Linked DNA regions of Homo sapiens: region 2 is linked to region 1. A link is an interaction called in ENCODE POLR2A ChIA-PET data of the cell type or tissue named here. Cell type or tissue: CD4-positive, alpha-beta T cell. All regions are shown on one strand. Links, peaks and the distances in the headings refer to the core of each region. The heading gives the core; the rest is flanking DNA. Region 1 overlaps RNF10 (ring finger protein 10). Region 2 overlaps KDM2B (lysine demethylase 2B).

Evidence for each region. ChIA-PET counts read pairs that join two places held together with the same protein. Peaks named below come from ENCODE experiments on the same cell type or tissue, not always from the same donor. Only the 100,000 strongest peaks of a DNase experiment are listed, where the experiment ranks them.
Region 2: POLR2A ChIA-PET joins it to region 1 with 11 read pairs; 2 of 35 experiments call an interaction of 5 or more read pairs at or near these places.

What each region holds. Positions count from the first base shown.
Region 1 is chr12:120,548,704-120,559,913 of GRCh38, forward strand. RNF10 (ring finger protein 10) reads left to right here. Exons shown (of 17, transcript NM_014868.5): 3 at 3,796-3,995; 4 at 6,015-6,105; 5 at 8,579-8,763; 6 at 8,843-8,979. Among named protein-coding and RNA genes, the nearest start is that of RNF10, 20 kb to the left of the region's middle. In CD4-positive, alpha-beta T cell, for the core only: no CTCF peak of the experiment used is centred there; no DNase peak of the experiment used is centred there; H3K27ac peaks cover 295 bases.
Region 2 is chr12:121,447,218-121,455,217 of GRCh38, forward strand. It overlaps KDM2B (lysine demethylase 2B), which reads right to left. Exons shown (of 23, transcript NM_032590.5): 13 at 5,903-6,127. Among named protein-coding and RNA genes, the nearest start is that of MIR7107, 6.9 kb to the left of the region's middle. RefSeq lists enhancers at 1,360-1,860, 1,861-2,361, 4,893-5,707, 5,708-6,521. In CD4-positive, alpha-beta T cell, for the core only: no CTCF peak of the experiment used is centred there; DNase peaks (open chromatin) are centred at 3,714 and 5,634.

The DNA of each region.
Region 1 (11,210 bases), core at 1,662-9,661:
GGCTGGAGAGCAGTGGCGCAATCTCGGCTCACTGCAACCTCCGCTCTTGGGTTCACGCCATTCTCCTGCCTCAGTCTCCCGAGTAGCTGGGACTACAGCTGGGACTATTAGCCCACCACCACGCCCGGCTAATTTTTTTTGTATTTTTAGTAGAGACGGGGTTTCACCGTGTTAGCCACGGTGGTCTCGATCTTCTGACCTTGTGATCCGCCCGCTTCGGCCTCCCAAAGTGCTGGGATTACAGGCATGAGCCACCGCGCCCGGCTGAGGGATTTTAAGATTAGGGAAATGATAACATGTCTGTGCTCATGGGATGGTCCTGGTGAGAGGCAAAGTGATGTGGGGAAAAGGGAGAGAATTGCTGAGCAATGTCCTTGAGTCCTTGAGATCTAGTGAGAAGTGGAGCAGTTGTCTTAGATAGGAACTCTACCAGTTCATCCCCAGTAACAAAAGGAAGGCCTGGTGATGGAGGTGGGTTCGGAGGTAGTTGGAATTCTTTTCTGATTGTTCTAATTTTCTCAGTGGAATATCTAAGGTGAGCCAAGAGGAGATTTGGAAGCCTGAGGAGTGAAGGAGTTGTCTGGGAAAGTGAGGGAATGAATGGACTGCAGAAGCGTACTAGGATTGTAGTACTTCCAGGCACATGAGGGTCTACTGTGGTGAGGCTGGTTGCTGTGGTTGTATTTGTTAGCCCTGTTTGTCTGCTGCAGGGCTGATGTGGAATAGGAAAAGAGTTGAATTAATCAGGGGAAGGTTTTGCCAGGTGAATACAGCAGATATATGAAGAAGTGGGTGATGGGGCCGGGCGCAGTGGCTCACAGCTGTAATCCCAGCACTTTGGGAGGCCAAGGAGGGTGGATCTCCTGAGGCCAGGAGTTTGAGACGGGCCTGGCTAATGTGGCAAAACTCTGTCTCTACTAAAAATACAAAAATTAACCGGGCGTGATGGCAGGTGCCTGTAATTCCAGTTACTTGGGAGGCTGAGGCAGGAGAATTGCTTGAACCCAGAAGGTGAAAGGTGCAGTGACCTGAGATCGCACCACTGCACTCCAGCTTGGGCGACAGAGCAAGACTCCATCTCCAAATAAATAAGTGAATAAATAAATAATAAATAAAAATTTAAAAAAGGAAGTGGGCAGTGGACCACAGGATCTAAGCCAAATCTGAGGGGTTGGATCATTGATTTGGAGGTCCTAGTGGGGGTAAAGAATTGTTGGAGTCAGGACTAAACCTGGGGAAGGAGTGTATTCCGGTCTGGACAACAGAATGCTCAAAGTTAAGATAGTGGAAGAGGTTGTGGTTGTTGGTCTAGACTATAGAACACTCCTGTCTAATAGATCAAGCCATGTGTGTAATCATACATTTTCTAGCTGCCTGCGCTAGAGAAGTAAAAAGTCCATTTTAATATGTTTAATATATTAAATTCAATATATCTAAAATCTAAAAGTTTACCACGTGGTACAGCCACATTTCAAGTGCTTAGTAGCTACATGTAGCTACTGGCTGCTGTGTTGGACATTACAGCTGTAGAACGGAAACCTGTAGGTGTGGTTGGCTGAGATGGGAGGGGCAAGCTAATTGGAAGAGAGGAGGTCAAGGACCTGGAGTTCAGGGTATTGCGAGGATAATCAGGAAGTATGAGTGGCGTCAGAGAAAGTGACAGTGGGCCAGCTAGGACAAGCTGAAGATGATAAAAGGTTGAGAATGTGGAGGATTTTGTTGACTGAGCACAAGCTCTTAGATCTAAGTTTGGGGCATTAAGGGTGGAAGACCGTTTGATTAAAGAGATCAGAGCCATGTGGAGATGAAAAATAAGGGATGACCTGGAAGTCTTGGGCTTCCTGTGTTGCACAAGCAAACAGAATGTGGAGAATGTGGCGTTTTTTTGTTTTTTGTTTGCTTTTTTTTTTTTGGACGAAGTCTCGCTCTGTCGTCCAGGCTAGAGTGCAGTGGCGTGATCTCGGCTCACTGCCAGCTCTGCCTCCTGGATTCACGGCATTCTCCTGCCTCAGCCTCCCGAGTAGCTGGGACTATAGGTGCCCGCCACCATGCCCAGCTAATTTTTTGTATTTTTAGTAGAGACAGGGTTTCACTGTGTTAGCCAGGGTGGTCTCGATCTCCTGACCTCGTGATCCGCCCGCCTCAGCCTCCCAAAGTGCTGGGATTACAGGCATGAGCCACCACACCCGGCCCAGAATGCGGCGTTATTTTTAAGCTTGGTTGTTAATATAAAAAAGGAAGTTATCTGACTGGATGGTATACCACCAGTTGTATTTAATTATTTTTAATTTATTATTTTTGAGACAGGGTCTTGTGGTGTCGCCCAGGCTGGAGTGCAGTGGCATGATTGTGGCCCACTGCAGCCTTGACCTACTGGGCTCAAATTATCCTCCCACCTCAGCCTTCCAAGTAGATGGGACCACAGGCATGCATCACTAAGCCTGGCTAATTTTTAAATTTTTTGTAGAGACATGGGATCCCTGTGTTGTCTAGACTGGTCTCAAACTCCTGGCCTCAAATGATCCTCCCTCCTTGGCCTCCTAAAGCACTGGGATTATAGATGTGAGCCACTGCGCCCATCCTAGTGTTTTTTTTTTTTTTTTTTTTTTGAAATGGAGTTTTGCTCTTGATGCCAGGCTGGAGTGCAATGGTGTGATCTTGGCTCACTGCAACCTCTGCCTCTCGGGTTCAAGCGATTCTCCTGCCTCAGCCTCCCGAGTAGCTGGTATTTCAGGCACCTGCCACTGCACCCGGCTAGTTTTTTTTTTTATTTTCAGTAGAGATGGGGTTTCACCATATTGCCCAGGCTGGTCTTGAACTCCTGACCTCAGGTGATCCGCCTACCTCAGCCTCCCAAAGAGCTGGGATTACAGGCATGAGCTACTATTCCTGGTCACCCATCCTGATTTTATTTTTAAATTTTAGATTTTATTTTTTAGACACAGAATCTCACCCTGTTGCCCAGGCTGGAGTGCAGTGGCTATTTGCAGGTGTATCATAGTGCACTGCAACCTTGAATTCCTGGGCTCAAGTGCCCCTCTTCAGCCTCCTGAGTGGCTGAGAGTGCAGGTGTGCATTACCGTTGCCTAGCTTTGTATTTATTTTTAAAGACTGTATTACTCCATTCTCTCATTGCTATTAAGAACTACCTGAGACTGGGTAATTTATGAAAAAGAGTGGCTTAATTGACTCACAGTTCTGCAGGCTGTACAGGAAACATGGCTGGGGAGCCCTCAGGGAACTTACAGCGGGAGAACGGGAAGCAGGCACATCTTAGGAGGAAGACTGCATAAGAGGAAATGCTACATACTTTTTTTTTTTTTTGAGCTGAGGTCGCGCCACTGCACTCCAGCCTGGGTGACAGAGTGAGACTCTGTCTCAAAAAAAAAAAAAAAAAATTCCTCTTCCTGGCCGGGCGAGGTGGCTCATGCCTGTAATCCCAGCACTTTGGGAGGCTGAGGTGAGTGGATCACCTGAGGTCAAGAGTTGGAGACCAGCATGGTCAACATGGCGAAACCCTGTCTCTACTAAAAATACAAAAATCAGCTGGGTGTGGTTTAATCCCACACGCCTGTAATCCCAGCTACTCAGGAGGCTGAGGCAGGAGAGTCACTTGAACCTGGGAGGCAGAGGTTGCAGTGAGCCAAGATCGTGCCATTGCACTCCAGCCTGGATGACAGAGTAAGACTCCGTCTCAAAAAAAAAAGCTGTGTAAAAGGAGGGTTTTTTTTGGGTTTCTGCTATAAATCAGTGTCATCCTAATCTGAAATACTGATTCATTCTCATTCTCTCTAGGTAGCAGAGGCTCAACGGGCAGAGTTTAGCCCTGCCCAGTTCTCTGGTCCTAAGAAGATCAACCTGAACCACTTGTTGAATTTCACTTTTGAACCCCGTGGCCAGACGGGTCACTTTGAAGGCAGTGGACATGGTAGCTGGGGAAAGAGGAACAAGTGGGGACATAAGCCTTTTAACAAGGAACTCTTTTTACAGGCCAAGTGAGTATTGCTACCCCTCAGAGGAAAGGGAAAGTAGGACTCTCCGGATAGCTGTGGTGCCTCTGTGAGAGGCTTTTTTTAAGCTATTGTGGGAAAGAAGCAGAAAGGGAATTGGTCTCGTTCTTTTTCTGTTCACCACTGCCCCGCCCTTCCTTTCTTTTACCCACTTTCCAGGTGGATGTTTTTGGTACTTAATATAATGCTTAAATAACTTAGTATCATGATAAGGTAGAAAACATGTTTGGAATTGGACCTAGATTTGAATCTTGTTTCGGCCTTTGACCTTAAGTAACTTAACAGCTTTGAGATTTAGCCTCTCCTTTATAAGGAAGAGGAAAGGTTTTTTTTTTTTTTTTTTTTTTTTTTTTTTTTTTTTTTTTTTTTTTTTTTTTTTTTTTTTTTTGAGATGTAGTCTCGCTCTGCCACCCAGGCTAGAGTGCGGTGGCGTGATCTCGGCTCACTGCAACCTCTGCCTCCCGGGTTTAAGTGATTTTTTTGCCTCAGCCTCCCGAATAGCTGGGACTACAGGTGCATACCACCACCCCCGTCTAATTTTTTTATTTTTATTTTTGATAGAGACGGGGTTTCACCATATTGGCCAGGCTGGTCTCAAACTCCTGACCTCGTGATCCACCTGCCTCGGCCTCCCAAAGTGCTGGGATTACAAGCATGAGCCACCATGCCCAGCCAGGAAGAGGAATTCTTTTTTTTTTTTTTTTTTTGAGACAAAGTCTTGCTCTGTCACCCAGGCTGGAGTGCAGTGGCACGATCTCAGCTCGCTGCAAGCTCCACCTCCCGGAGCTTCATGCCATTCTCCTGCCTCAGCCTCCCGAGTAGCTGGGACTACAGGCGCCCACCCCCTGGCTAATTTTGTTTTTGTATTTTTAGTAGAGATGGTGTTGCACCGTATTAGCCAGGATGGTCTTGATCTCCTGACTTCATGATCCACCCGCCTCGGCCTCCCAAAGTGCTGGGATTACAGGCGTGAGCCACGGCACCCAACCAGGAAGAGAAAATTTCTTAAGAGACAATTGAATGACAAGTTGAAGTGCTTGGCATACATTTGCTCAAATATGATCCCCTTTTGTTTCCTTTTGTGTGGCCCTAGTCATAATTGAAGATTTGACTTTGGATCTAGACTGAAGTAACCGTTTTGTACTTTATATGAACTGATGAACTGGTTTCAAATACTAATGACAGTCTTCTGTTTTTTTTTTTTTTTTGGTGACAGAGTCTCCCTCTGTCGCCCAGGCTGGAGTGTAGTGGCGTGATCTCGGCTCCCTGCAGCTTCTGCCTCTCAGGTTCAAGTGATTCTCCTGCCTTAGCCTCCTAAGTAGCTGGGACTACAGGCGCGTGTCACCATGCCCGGCTAATTTTTTTTGTATTTTTAGTAGAACGGGGTTTCACCGTGTTAGCCAGGATGGTCTTGATCTCCTGACCTCGTGATTCACCTGCCTCGGCCTCCCAAAGTGCTGGGATTACAGGTGTGAGCCACCATGCCTGGCCTAATTTTTCTATTTTTAGTAGAGATGGGGTTTCACCCTGTTGGCCAGGCTGGTCTCTAACTCCTGACCTCAAGTGATCCACCCACCTTGGCCTCCCCAAGTGCTGGGATTACAAGTGTGAGCCACTGTGCCTGGCCGAGAACAGTCTTTTCAACTGCCTTGAAGACTAGCCATTTTCTGGGGTTCTAAGGGGTGAGAGAGGAAATCTGGCTTACTGCTGTTTGATGGAGTCACGGTCTAGGTTAATTTTAGTTCAAGGGATGCCTTTGGGGAATTTGGCTGGACTTGAAGCAGAAGAAAACAGTTCATGGATTTAGACTTCTGCCTGCTGAGTCTTTGGGTTCTTTCCAGAGCTGGAGCTCAGAACTGAGGCTGAGGTCCTAGTGCAGTGCCTCATGAACCAGGGCTGCTAATGGCCTGCATTTGATTTCTAAGTGAATAGATGACAATTTCTGCTGAGGGTTTATTGGTAGATCCTGACAGTCTAGCTTTTTCCTGTCTTTCCTATTTCTAGCTGCCAATTTGTGGTGTCTGAAGACCAAGACTACACAGCTCATTTTGCTGATCCTGATACATTAGTTAACTGGGACTTTGTGGAACAAGTGGTGAGTAGCTCAGCCAAGCCCATAAGCTATGAATGGGAGCACTAAATAAAGGCACTGTGGTGACGCAGCAGCTGTTGGCTGTGTGCACTGCTTGATACCCTTTTCTGCCTGGCCTTTCTATAGATGTTTCCCAGAGGTCAGTTCCTGGTTCTTCCTGGAGTCCATTTTGTGACTAATTGGCTCTGGCCTGTAGGGATGGTGTATGAAAGGCTCTGATCTGAAGATGTGTAAGCTGGGAAGTAGTAACCCCTTACCCTCCTGATCTGGGTTGGGCTCATTACAGGGCCATTGCTTCATTGGCAGCCATTCGTAGCAATCACTATCAAAGTAGGCCTCAGCCTTGTGGCAGGGAGGCACATGAATGAGCCACACAGTTGTACTTTTCTTTTTTGAGAAAGAGTCTCACTCTGTTGCCCAGGCTGGAGTACAGTGGTGTGATCTTGGCTCACTGCAACCTCTGCCTCCAGGGTTCAAGCAATTCTCATGCCTCAGCCTCCTGAGTAGCTGGGATTACAGGCACCCGCCACCACGCCTGGCTAATTTTTGTATTTTTAGTAGAGACGGGGTTTCACCTTGTTGGCCAGGCTGTTTTTGAACTCCTGACTGCAAGTGATCCACCCACCTTGGCCTCCCAAAGTGTTGGGGTTACAGGCGTGAGCCACTCTATCTGGCCCAGTTGTACTTTTTTTTTTTTTTGAGACGGAGTTTCGCTCTTGTTGCCCAGGCTGGAGTACAGTGGTGCAATCTTGGCTCACTGCAACCTCTGCCTGCCAGGTTCAAGCGATTCTCCTGCCTCAGCCTCCCGAGTAACTGGGACTACAGGCACGCACCACCACTCCCAGCTAATTTTTTTTTGTATTTTTTTTTAGTAGAGATGGGGTTTCTCCATGTTGGTCAGGCTGGTCTTGAATTCCTGACCTCAGGTGATCCTCCCGACTTGGCCTCCCAAAGTGGTGGGATTACAGGCATGAGCCATCGTACCTGGCCTCTTTTTTTTTTTGAGACAGTCTTGCTCTGTCGCCCCAGCTGGAGTGCAGTGGCGCGATGTTGGCTCACTGTAACCTCCACCTCTTGGGTTCAAGCAATTCTCATGCCTCAGCCTCCTGAGTAGCTGGGATTACAGGCGTGCACCACTATGCCTGGCTAATTTTTGTATTTTCATTAGAGACGGGGTTCCACCGTGTTGTCCAGGCTTGTCTCAAACTCCCAGCTTCAAGTGATCAACCTGTCTCGGCCTCCCAAAGTGTTGGGATTACAGGCGTGAGCCACCACGCCCAGCTTCAGTTGCACTTTCAAAGCCACTGATGTGTTTTCTACTGAAGTTATAAACTCTAGGTATCCCCTTGTTGGTCCTAGTAGGGTATCTGTTGAAGAATAATAATTTCAAAATGATGGGCACTTTTTCTTTATGAGCAGGGGCTTTTGACCTTAAAGCTTGAACTCTCGCCGGGCGCGGTGGCTCACGCCTATAATCCCAGCACTTTGGGAGGCTGAGGCGGGCGGATCACGGGGTCAGGAGATCGAGACCATCCTGGCTAACACGGTGAAACCCCGTCTCTACTAAAAAAAAAAATTAGCCCGGCGCAGTGGCGGGTACCTGTAGTCACAGCTACTTGGGAGGCTGAGGCAGGAGAATGGCGTGAACCCGGGAGATGGAGCTTGCAGTGAGCCGAGATGGCGCCACTGCACTCCAGCCTGGGTGACAGAGTGAGACTCCGTCTCAAAAAAAAAAAAAAAAAAAAAAAAAAAGCTTGAACTCTCACTACTGTGAAAATGTATAAAATCATCTGAGAATGACATAGCATAAAAACTTAAGTTTTATTAAAAAAAAATGAAGTCTTTTTAATGCGTTCTTTGTTGGAAGTTACTGGTAGATTACTTCTAGACCCTTTTTAGGCCTTTATGCATACATATTAAGTTTTTTTATAAATGGGAATATAGTGATTTGTCACTTTTTTCTATTTAATGTAGAACCCCCAACATACCTGTTGTGTATTAGTTTTATTATATTTAACGGTTATTATGGTTTCCTTGATGCTTTGCTTAAAGAGCTATCATACAAAGCCAGGCGCGGTGGCTCACGCCGGTAATTCCAGGACTTTGGGAGGCCGAGGCGGGCGGATCACAAGGTCAGGAGATCAAGACCATCCTGGCTAACACAGTGAAACCCCGTCTCTACTAAAAAATTAGCTGAGCGTGGTGGCAGGCGCCTGTAGTCCCAGCTACTCCAGAGGCTGAGGCAGGAGAATGGCGTGAACCAAGGAGATGGACCGTCTCAAAAAAAAAAAAAAAAGAAAAAAATGATCATACATGTACCTACGTTGTAAACAATTTTAGAAAGATATGTTGAGTATAAGGATGTACGGGGATAGAGATGAGAGAGATGCGGATGAGAGAGTAGAGAGGCCTAAAACTTTGACAGTCCCTAATCAGTTCTTCAAGCAGTGAACCTTCTGGTGGCATTTTGTTTCAGCGCATTTGTAGCCATGAAGTGCCATCTTGCCCAATATGCCTCTATCCACCTACTGCAGCCAAGATAACCCGTTGTGGACACATCTTCTGCTGGGCATGCATCCTGCACTATCTTTCACTGAGTGAGAAGACGTGGAGTAAATGTCCCATCTGTTACAGTTCTGTGCATAAGAAGGATCTCAAGAGGTGAGATTGAGACATTTACTCAGTTAGATCCCAATCTCTTCACTCCTTGCCCTGCTACATATGAGTGTCCATGTTTCAGTGTTGTTGCCACAGAGTCACATCAGTATGTTGTTGGTGATACCATTACGATGCAGCTGATGAAGAGGGAGAAAGGGGTGTTGGTGGCTTTGCCCAAATCCAAATGGATGAATGTAGACCATCCCATTCATCTAGGAGGTGAGTTCTTTAAATTTTGGGGACAAATAATCCTGGGTACATTCTTTAAGGTGATTGAATATATCTAAGCATCAGAAAGTGAAGCCTTTGGGCAGGGCACATCTGGCATGTTCATATTAGTCATAGGATTCCAGTAGGTTAGGGTGGGGTTTGTAGAGAGTAGATTAATTATTGGTTTCAAGTTTGTTTAATCTATACATCCTAATTTTTCATTTTACAAGGTTTTATTACATAGTGTCTTTCACTGTGCCCAATCTTAGAGGTTCTGTGGTCAGCCAGTCTTGGTGCCTGTCGTCAAGAAACTCAGTAGTCCGATAGAAGAGACAGACTGGTAGACTGGCCATTAGGATAAAGAGTGTGATAAGTGCTCACAATGAATGCCAGAGATGTATTCCCTGTGTTTCATGCAGAAATGAGCATTTGATTAAAATAGCATTTCAGTCTCTGGGGAAAAGATAGATTTCTCAATAAATGGTATTGAAACAATTGATTCTCCCTAAGGAAAAAATAAAATTAGATTCCTATTTCATACCATTCATGAAATTAATTCCAGATAGATTGAAGAAGTAAATGTAAAAAATCCAAAAGTTTTAACCTTTTTATTTAAAAGAAAATATAGGACAATTTCTTTATAAATCCTCAGATGTGCATCTGTCTGAAGGATTGTGTGTTCTCATTTGGGTGGTAAATGTGTGTGTGTAATATTTTTTTCCTAGTGATTTTGACTGTTTAAATGTTTAGCAACTTAAAACATTAAAAATGTGTATTAATTAAAAAAAAATCCTCAGATATGGGTGGATTTTTGAACCAGGCTGAAATGATAGATGCTGTAAAAGACTGATAAATTTTATTTTTATTTTATTTATAGATATATAATATAATATGTATATATATATTTTTTTTTGAGACAGAGTCTGGCTCTGTCACCCAGGCTGGAGTGCAGTGGCATGATCTTGGCTCACTGCAACCTCTGCCTCCCGGGTTTGAGCGATTCTCGTGCCTCAGCCTCCCGAGTAGCTGGGACTACAGGCGCCCGCCACCATGCCTGGCTGATTTTTTTTGTATTTTTAGTAGAGACGGGGTTTCACCATGTTGGCAGGCTAGTCTCGAACTCCCGAGCTCAAGTGATCTGCCCGCCTTACCTCCCAAAGTGCTGGGATTACAGGCGTGAGCCACTGTGACCGGCCAAGAAAACCACTTTTAGTGTCCACAGAATTTTCGTTAATGAACATACCATCATGTCATTAACCCTTTATTTGAGATGGAATCTCACTTTGTCGCCTGGGCTGGAGTGCAGTGGCAATAATTACTTTTAATTAATTAAATTCATTAAAATAATTAAAATTAATTTAATTAATTAAATTAACTTTTAATTTTAAATTATTTTTTTTATTTTAAAAAATTAACTGGGCATGCAGGTATAGTTAATTTTTTATTTTTATTTTTAGCAGAGATGAGGTCTTGCTATGTTGATAGGCTGGTCTTGAACTACTCTTTTTTTTTTTTTTTTTTTTTTTGAGACGGAGTCTTGCTGTGTTTCCCAGGCTGGAGTGCAATGGTGTGATCTCGGCTCACTGCAACCTCCACCTCCTCGGTTCAAACGATTTTCCTTCCTCAGCTTCCTGAGTAGCTGGCATTTCAGGCACCTGCCACCACGCCCGGCTAATTTTTGTTTTTTTTGTGTGTGTGTGTTGTGCTTTTTTTGTTTTTGTTTTTGTTTTGAGATGGAGTCTCACTCTGTTGCCAGGCTGGAATGCAGTGGTGCAATCCCGGCTCACTGCAATCTCCGCCTCCCAGGTTCAAGAGATTCTCCTGCCTCAGCGTCCTGAGTAGCTGAGATTACAGGCACGCACCACCACACCTGGCTAGTTTTTGTATTTTTAGTAGAGACGGGGTTTCACCATGTTGGCCAGCATGGTCTCAATCTCTTGATCTTGTGATCCGCCTACCTCAGCCTCCCAAAGTGCTGGGATTACAGGTGTGAGCCACCGTACTCCGCCTGGTGTTATTTTTTTTTAATTTTATTTTTTGAGGCAGAGTTTTGCACTTGTTGCCCAGGCTGGAGTGCAATGGTGCGATCTTGGCTCACTGAAACCTCTGCCTCCTGGGTTCAAGCGATTTTCTTACTCCAGCCTCCCTAGTAGCTGGGATTATAGGCGCCCGTCACCACGCCCAGCTAATTTTTTGTATTTTTAATAGAAACAGGGTATCTCTATGTTGGCCAGGCTGGT
Region 2 (8,000 bases), core at 1-8,000, 900 kb after region 1:
GAAGCAGATATGAAAATTCCAGGTCTTCTCTTTTTTTTTTTTATTTTTTGAGATGGAGTCTTGCTCTGTCACCCAGGCTGGAGTGCAGTGGCACGGTCTCGACTCACTGCAACCTCTGCCTCCTGGGTTCAAGCGATTCTCCTGCCTCAGCCTCCCGAGTAGCACAGGTGCCCGCCACCACGCCCAGCTAATTTTTTATATTTGTAGTAGAGATGCGGGGTTTCACCATGTTGGTCAGGCTGGTCTCGGACTCCTGACCTCATGATCCACCCACATCGGCCTCCCAAAGTGCCAGGATTACAGGCGTAAACCACCGCACCCGGCAATTCCAAGTCCTTTCTAATGAATCAGACATAACAGAGATTTACAAAAATATAAAACAACGCCATTCTTCTTATTTTTCTTTTGGAAAATGTAATTATTTCTCATAAAAATATGTTATTTCTTTTTTCTTATTTATTGTTGAGACGGTGTCTTGCTCTGTTGCCCAGTCTGGAGTGCAGTGACATGATCTCGGCTCACTGCAACCTCTGTCTGCCTCCTGGGTTCAAGCGATTCTCCCACCTCAGCCTCCCGAGTAGCTGGGACTACAGGCGTGCTGGGTAATTTTTGTATTTTTAGTAGAGATGGGGTTTCACCATGTTGGCCAGGCTTGTCTCAAACTCCTGACCTCGAGTGATCCTCCCACCTTAGCCTCCCAAAGTGTTGTGATTGCAGGCATTAGCCACCGCGCCCGGCCAAAATATGTTATTTCTATTAACACGTCATGGGTTTTCTTGTTATTTTAAGATAAATTTAAAATCTAAAAAAAAATTTCTTGGCCAGGAGTGATAGCACATGCCTGCAATCCCAGCACTTTGGGAGGCCAAGGCAGGCGGATTGCCTGAGCCCAGGAGTTTGAGACTAGCCTGGGCAACGTGGCAAAACCCTGTCTTTACAAAAAAATACAAAAATTAGTTGAGTGTAGTGGTGAATGCCTGTAGTCCCAGCTGCTCGGGAGACTGAGGTGGGAGGACTGCTTGAGCCCAGGAGGTAGAGGCTGCAGTGAGCCACGAGCACACCACTGCACTCCAGCCTGAGCGACACAGCAAGACTCTGTCTCAAAAAAAAAAAAAAAAAAAAAAAAAATCAGTTTTAATTTTTTTTTTTAGCTAAAGTCCTCTCACATCAAACTCAGTTTAAATTTCTAATACGGTCAATATTAATAAATATATAGCCTACATAAAAGAAAAGCTCTTTAGGGTCCTCATAATTTTGAAGAGCATGAAGGGGTCCCTGAGACCACGAAGTGTGAGAACTTGATGCACCCGGCTGTGAGCCCCCTGAGGCCAGGGCAGGTCAGCCTCATCCCGCCCAGTGCACCTGCAGACAGAGGAAGCACGCAGCCAACCTTTATTATGCTGCTCAGAGGAGCTTCAAGCAGGCTGGGATATACACGCCATTGGTAAGTGAAAAAGACTTGATTAAATGGCGCAAATGTTTGAATTCTAATAAACAGGACACAGAAGGCAAGGCAGTCATCGTTCCTTCCACAAATACCAAACACACATCTGCCACGGCCTGAAACAAGGTCCTGGGGCCACAGGAGCGAGGGAGATGGCTGCTCCCCATGAGCTATTTGGGAAGACAAAGACATTAAGTCGCTGAAATCCAAAGAAAACATGGAAAAATCATGTTCAAGAGTTCTCAGAAGCAGCAGAGGCTGATTTCTGGAGGACTTGGAGGACAGGGTGGAGAGAAGCCAAGTGGGCAAGGCCGCGGGGCCTCAAGGTGAATGAGGACAGAGCAGGCCAGGCCAAAGGGGACGTCTGGGGACCAGACTGCAGCGGGGGGCACAGGGTGAAGCACGGCCCACACGGCAAGAAGAGGGTCTGTGGTGGGGTGGGGCAGATGGCAGAACGGGCTCTGAGCCAGGTGGCAGGATGGGAGGCGGTGCCAGAGGCAAATCTCCTGCAGGGGCTGGCAGGGGGCTTGGGGCGCATGTGGGGGGGCAGACTGCAGGACACCAGCATGACATCGGCATGACACTGGCAGGGACATGGTGGAGAGGGGAGGCTACGGAGGCAGCCCCAGCGACGGAGCAAAGGGAGGGTCCAGAAAAGGAAGATAGGTGGGGCTGCGTATGTCACAGGTGGGTAACACGTGAGAAGTGCCCTGGCAGAGCAGAAGGGCTAGGAGAAGAGTAAGAAGGACCCCAAGGGTCAGGCCAAGCCTGCATCTGCCATCAGTTCCAGAAGCCACGTCAAGCTGAAGAGAGTAGGAGACGTAGAAAAATGGGGTTTCCTTCAACCAGCATGCGCTGTGCCAGGCACCAGAGCTGCAAAGATAAGATGGCACCCGAGACAGGTTTCCTATAACTGGGCCCAGCACACGGGGGCTGGGAGATAATAATGCCAAAGAGAAAAAGACAGTCGCGGGTTCATTACTGGCACACATTGGGTTTTAGGTGACACCGTTCTAAAAACCAACAGTTGCTATAGACAAGCTCTTTTAAATTCTATAGGATCCAATGGGTCACATGGACCCAGTCTCCAAAAAATGCACATCCATGCATGCACATAGACAAAAATGCATTTAATTTCAGGATGGCTCACAAATTCCCCGAAATCCATGGAAATGTCCTGGGGTTCGGGTACCAATTAAAAGCACAAGCAGTGGAACTGAACTTCTGCAGCAAAAGAAAGAACTGACAGAGTGAAAAGGCAATCTACAGGATGGAAGAAAATCCTTGCTAACCAGAGACCTGATAAGGGTTAATATCCAAAACATATCTAGAACTCCTCTAACTCAGCAACAAAAACCCCCAAAAGAAAGCCGATCTAGGCCAGATGCACTGTAATCCCAGCACTTTGGGAGGCCAAGGCGGGAGGGTGATCACCTGAGGTCAGGGGTTTGAGACCAGCCTAGACAATAGAGTGAAACCCTGCCTCTACCAAAAATACAAAAATTAGCTGGGTGTGGAGGTATGTGCCTGTAACTCCAGCTACTTGGGAGGCTGAGGTAGGATAATTTCTTGAACCCAGGAGGCAGAAGTTGCAGTGAGCCGAGACTGCGCCACTGCACTCCAGCCTGGGCAAAAGAATGAGACTCTGTCTCAAAAAAAAAAAAGAAAGAAAAAAAAGAAAAGAAAAAAGTAAATCAGTTTAAAAACGGGCTAAGGACTCAGACATTTCTCCAAAGAAGACAGACAAACAGCCAATAAGCACTTGAGAAGATGCTCAACATCACTAAGAATTAGGGAAAAGTAAATCAAAACTACAGTGAGACGTCACCTCATACAAATTAGGATGGCCACTAAAAACAAACTGAAAGCCCATAACATAACAGATGTTGGTGGGGACACAGAGAAACAGGAACCTTCATCGGGTGCGGTGGCTCACGCCTGTAATCCCAGCACTTTGGGAGGCCGAGGCGGGTGGATCACGAGGTCAGGAGATCCAGACCATCCTAGCCAACATGGTGAAACCCCGTCTCTACTAAAAATGCAAAAAAATTAGCCAGGCGTGGTGGCGGGCACTGGTAGTCCCAGCTACTCTGGAGGCTGAGGCAGGAAAAATGGCATGAACCCAGGAGGTGGAGCTTGCAGTGAGCCGAGATCGTGCCACTGCACTCCAGCCTGGGTGACAGAGCAAGACTCCATCAAAAAAAAAAAAGAGGAAGAAACAGGAACTTTCATGCACCCGTGGTGGGAATGTAAAACGGGATGGCCGCGGTGGCCAACAGTACAGAGGTTCCTCAAAAAGTTAAAAATAGAATCGTCATATGACCCAGCAAGCCCACTTCTGGGCATGGAGTTGACCCTTACACAGCACAGGATTGAACTGTGTGGGTCCGCTTATATGCCGATTTTTTTTCAACAAAAGTTATACTGAGTGTGCCTGCGTCTCCTGCCCCCCCCTTCTACCTCCTCCATCTCTTCTGCCTCTGCCACCTCTGAGACAGCAAGACCAACCCCTCCTCCTCTGCCTACACAATGTGAAGATGATGAGCATGAAGACCTTTATGATGATCCACTTCCACTTAATGAATGATAAATATATTTTCCTTATGATCTTCTTAATATTTTCTTTTCTCTAGCTTATTTTATTGTGAGAATACAGTATATAATACATATAAGATATGTGTTAATGGACTGTTTTTGTTACTGGTAAGGCTTCTGGTCAACAATAGGGCTAACAGTAGTTAAGTTTTAGGGGAGTCAAAAGTTACATGCAGATTTTCAACTGCACAGAGGTCAGATGGTGCCCCAACCCTTGTGTTGTTCAAGGGTCAATTGTATATCCAGAAGAATTCAAAACATGATCTCAAAGAGATATCTGCACACCCATATTCACTGCAGCACTATTCACAACAGGCAAGAGGTGAAAGCAATCCATATGTCCATCAACAGATGAATGGATAAAGAAAAGTTGAGCCAGGCGTGGTGGCTCACGCCTGTAATCCCAGCACTCTTGGAGGCCGAGGTGGGTAGATCACTTGAGGTCAGGAGTTCGAGACCAGCCTGGCCAACATGATGAAGCCCCGTCTGTACTAAAAATATAAAAATTAGCCAGATGTGGTGGCAGGTGCCTGTAATCCCAGCTACTCAGGAGACTGAGGCAGGAGAATCGCTTGAACCCAGGAGGCAGGGGTTGTTGTAAGCCAAGATTCCACTGCTGCACTCCAGCCTGGGCAACAGAGCAAGACTCCATCTCAGAAAAAAAAAAGAAAATTTGGTACAAATACACTTTCAGTATTAATCGGCCATAAAAAAAAAGGAAATTGTCATATGCTTCAACATGGATGAACCCTGAGGACTTTATGCTCAGGGCTATAAACAAGCCAATCCAATCACAGAAAGCCAATTACTGCATAATTCCACTTCTATGAGGTCCCGAGAGGAGTCAAGCTCTTAGAAACTGAAAGTGGAATGGTGGTTGCCCGGGCTGAGGGAGGGGAAAGGGGAGTAGAGCTTCAGTGGGTATGGAGTTTCAGTTTTGCAAAATGAAAAAGTTCTAGGGATCAGCTTCCCAAAAACGTGCATATGGTAATACTACTGTACTGCATACTTAAAAATGATTAATGTATTTTTTTTACCACAATTTCAAAAAACAAAACACAAGAAATATGCGTGGAAGGAGATGGCTGAGGTGTCTGGGCCTGCGGGGCATCGACAGCCAAGGAGGAAGGGCTCACCCTATGCCAGGCTGGGCCTGCAGATGAGCGCACCAGGGCCGAGGAATCCCGTCCCTCCAGCCGAGCCTGCTTTTCCACGGGGACTGGGAGATGACTCCTCCACAGGGAGGACCGCCGGCCCCCGGGGAGCAGCGCCCTGAGGAAGGCAGAGCATGTGGGTGTGTACAAGGGAATTCAAGGGCAAACCCCGCGACCTCGCCCCGTTGCGAAGTCCATGTCCACTGCCCTGTCTGGGGACGAGACCAGCGGCGCGGGGCCACTGCCGGAGCTGAGGCCAGGCGGTGTGGAGGGGCGGGCCAGGCTCTCCCGGGCGCGGCTCCTCAGTACCATAAATCACTCCTTGTTGGGGGCAGCCCCCTGAGATGGGGCGCTGACCTTCCACCCAGACTTCTGACTCTGAAGGCAGGGCCGGAAGGAAGGAAGGAAGGGCCCAGAACCGTCACCCAGAACCGTAATGTTGGCAACGGGGTCACAGACAGGACAGGCTGCCTGTCATCTTTAATGGCAGCAACTTCAAAGTACCTGAGCACCCTGGGAGGGAAGGAGCAGGAGGCCTGAGCCTGCGAAGCGGCCAGCGCCTTCCCGTCCACAGGAAGAGCTCTCGGGGAGTCCACAGCCCCGGCTTCTCTGTGTGCGGAGGGGCGGCCAGAGCGAGCAGCGGTCAGACACGCGGGCCGGCACGCAGGGGCCTGAATCGAGCGCAGGGCTGGGCGGGGGCCGCACTCACCGCGATGCACTGCCGCATGATGCAGCTCTGCTTCATGCGCCCGGGGCCCCCGAACTTCTTCATGTCCTTGCAGAAGTGGCACTCTCCGCACTCGGTCCGCAGGCAGGCCTCGCACTTGCGGCATCGCGTCCGGCGCCGCCGAGCTCCTGCCGTTGTCCGGTTGGCGGCCAACTTCACCGCGGAGGCCGGGCCCAGCTTCCCCTTGGGCCGACCCACAGCCCGGTTCTGCAGGGGAACAGACACGACTGGTCAGATGGGGAGACTGCAGGCACGGCCAGACCCCCGGAAAGGGTGTTAGGGAGCAAACTGTGTACCCCCAGAAAGACACGATGGGGGCTCTAAACCCCATTCCTCAGAGTGTGATCTTTATTTGGAGATGGGGGCTTTGCAGAGACCGTCAGGTTAAACGAGGTAATTCAGGTGAACGCTAATCCAGTATGACTGGTGTCCTTACGAAAGGGGAACTTTTGGACACAGAGACAGACACGCACGTAGAGAACGTGTGTGAAGACACAGGCCTTCCACAGACTGGAGCCCTGTCTACAAGCCAAGAAGTGCCAAGGATGGCAGCACATACCAGGAGCTGGAGGCGCGGGGAAGGACCCTCCCCTAGAGCCCGCAGAGCCAGCCCGGCCCGCCAGCCCACACCTTGACTTCAGACTCCTGGCCTCCAGAACCGGGAGAGAAGAAAGGCCGGTTGTTTTAAGCCACCCGTTATGGCAGCCCTAGGAGAGGACGACAGAGGGCGCGTGCTTCTTGCCGCAGCACACAGCTCGAGACCTTCCATGGCTGCACCCACAGGCTCGGACCCTGCCCACCTTTCCCACCTCCGTCTGCTCCCCAAGAAAGACCGCAAGGGGCCACACAATCGGTCTCTGTTCCCCCAGCCCGGAAGGCCAACCCCACCCCCGCCCAAGCCACTTGGCTGATGCCCACTCATTCCGTCTGGTCAGTTTACAGGCTGCTTTCTTCTGGAAGCCCCTACTGCCCACCTGCACTGGGTTCAGGGCCCCTCTGGGAGATCCTGTTAGAGCGCTCATGATGGTAATCATCTGTTCCTTCCCTTTGAGACGGGGCACAGGAGGGCACTCACCACAGGTGTCTTGTGCACCACTGCACCTCTCTACGAGCCAGCCTGGCATGCAGAATGCACTCAACAAACCAGAGCCACCCCAGGGAGGATGGGATAGTAACCTTTAGGTCCCTGACTACTCAGATCTTCCCTAGATGGGCTCCAAATGCTCCCTTCCCTGGGACTCACAGAAGAGAGAGACAGTAGGTGGACAGAGAGCTGGGCTAGTAGCTAAGCCAGGAAAATGGGACAGCCACAGCCCCTGCCCTCTGGTTCCCAGCCCCAGAGCCTCCTGCAGACCCATGATCTACGGGGGAGCCCTAAGCTAGCTGCTGAGGACACTGTCCACAGAGGTCCCCTGTCCACCTGGGACCTGTAGTGGGAGGGACCAGGATGGGAGAGCTTTTCTTGTCTGTGGCATCTTTCTGGAGAGCCTGGGGTGGCTGAGAAATGGTGAAGTCCCTGTCAGGGAGACACGTGGTCACCCTGGAAACCAGCTGACCTAACGGCATCTAACGCCTAAAGCCCCTTTTCAGCTAACTGAACACCCTTTGGTCCAGAGTCCCACCCTCTTCATTTCAGTGACTTGTCATACTTGAATCCCCAAACAAAACCCCATACTTTTGGGAGCACACAGACCCAGAAGAGCTGTTACTATTCATACACTCCAATGGAGAAGAAGGTCCACATCACAGGGACCCCCTCTCACAACACACACAACTCCCTGCACCCTAGGGGCTTCCTAGAAACTTCCAACTGCATAGGAAGAAAAACAGCCCCCCTTTCTCCTCAAATACAGCCTCGCCACCATCAACTTTCTTCTCCAGTGCAGTGGTCCCTGTAGAAAGCCCGCAGCCTCACGTGCCACCCACTTTGCTGTCAACACCTAAGCAGACCCCTCCCTCCGATTCACCTTCCCACAGCATTCAAGGAGCTTCCAGGCCCCCATCAGCCCGAGTGGCCCCTCAGGAAGCACTGGAGCTCTGGGCCTCTACCCTGCTCAACCTGCTGTGAACCCCAAAGAGG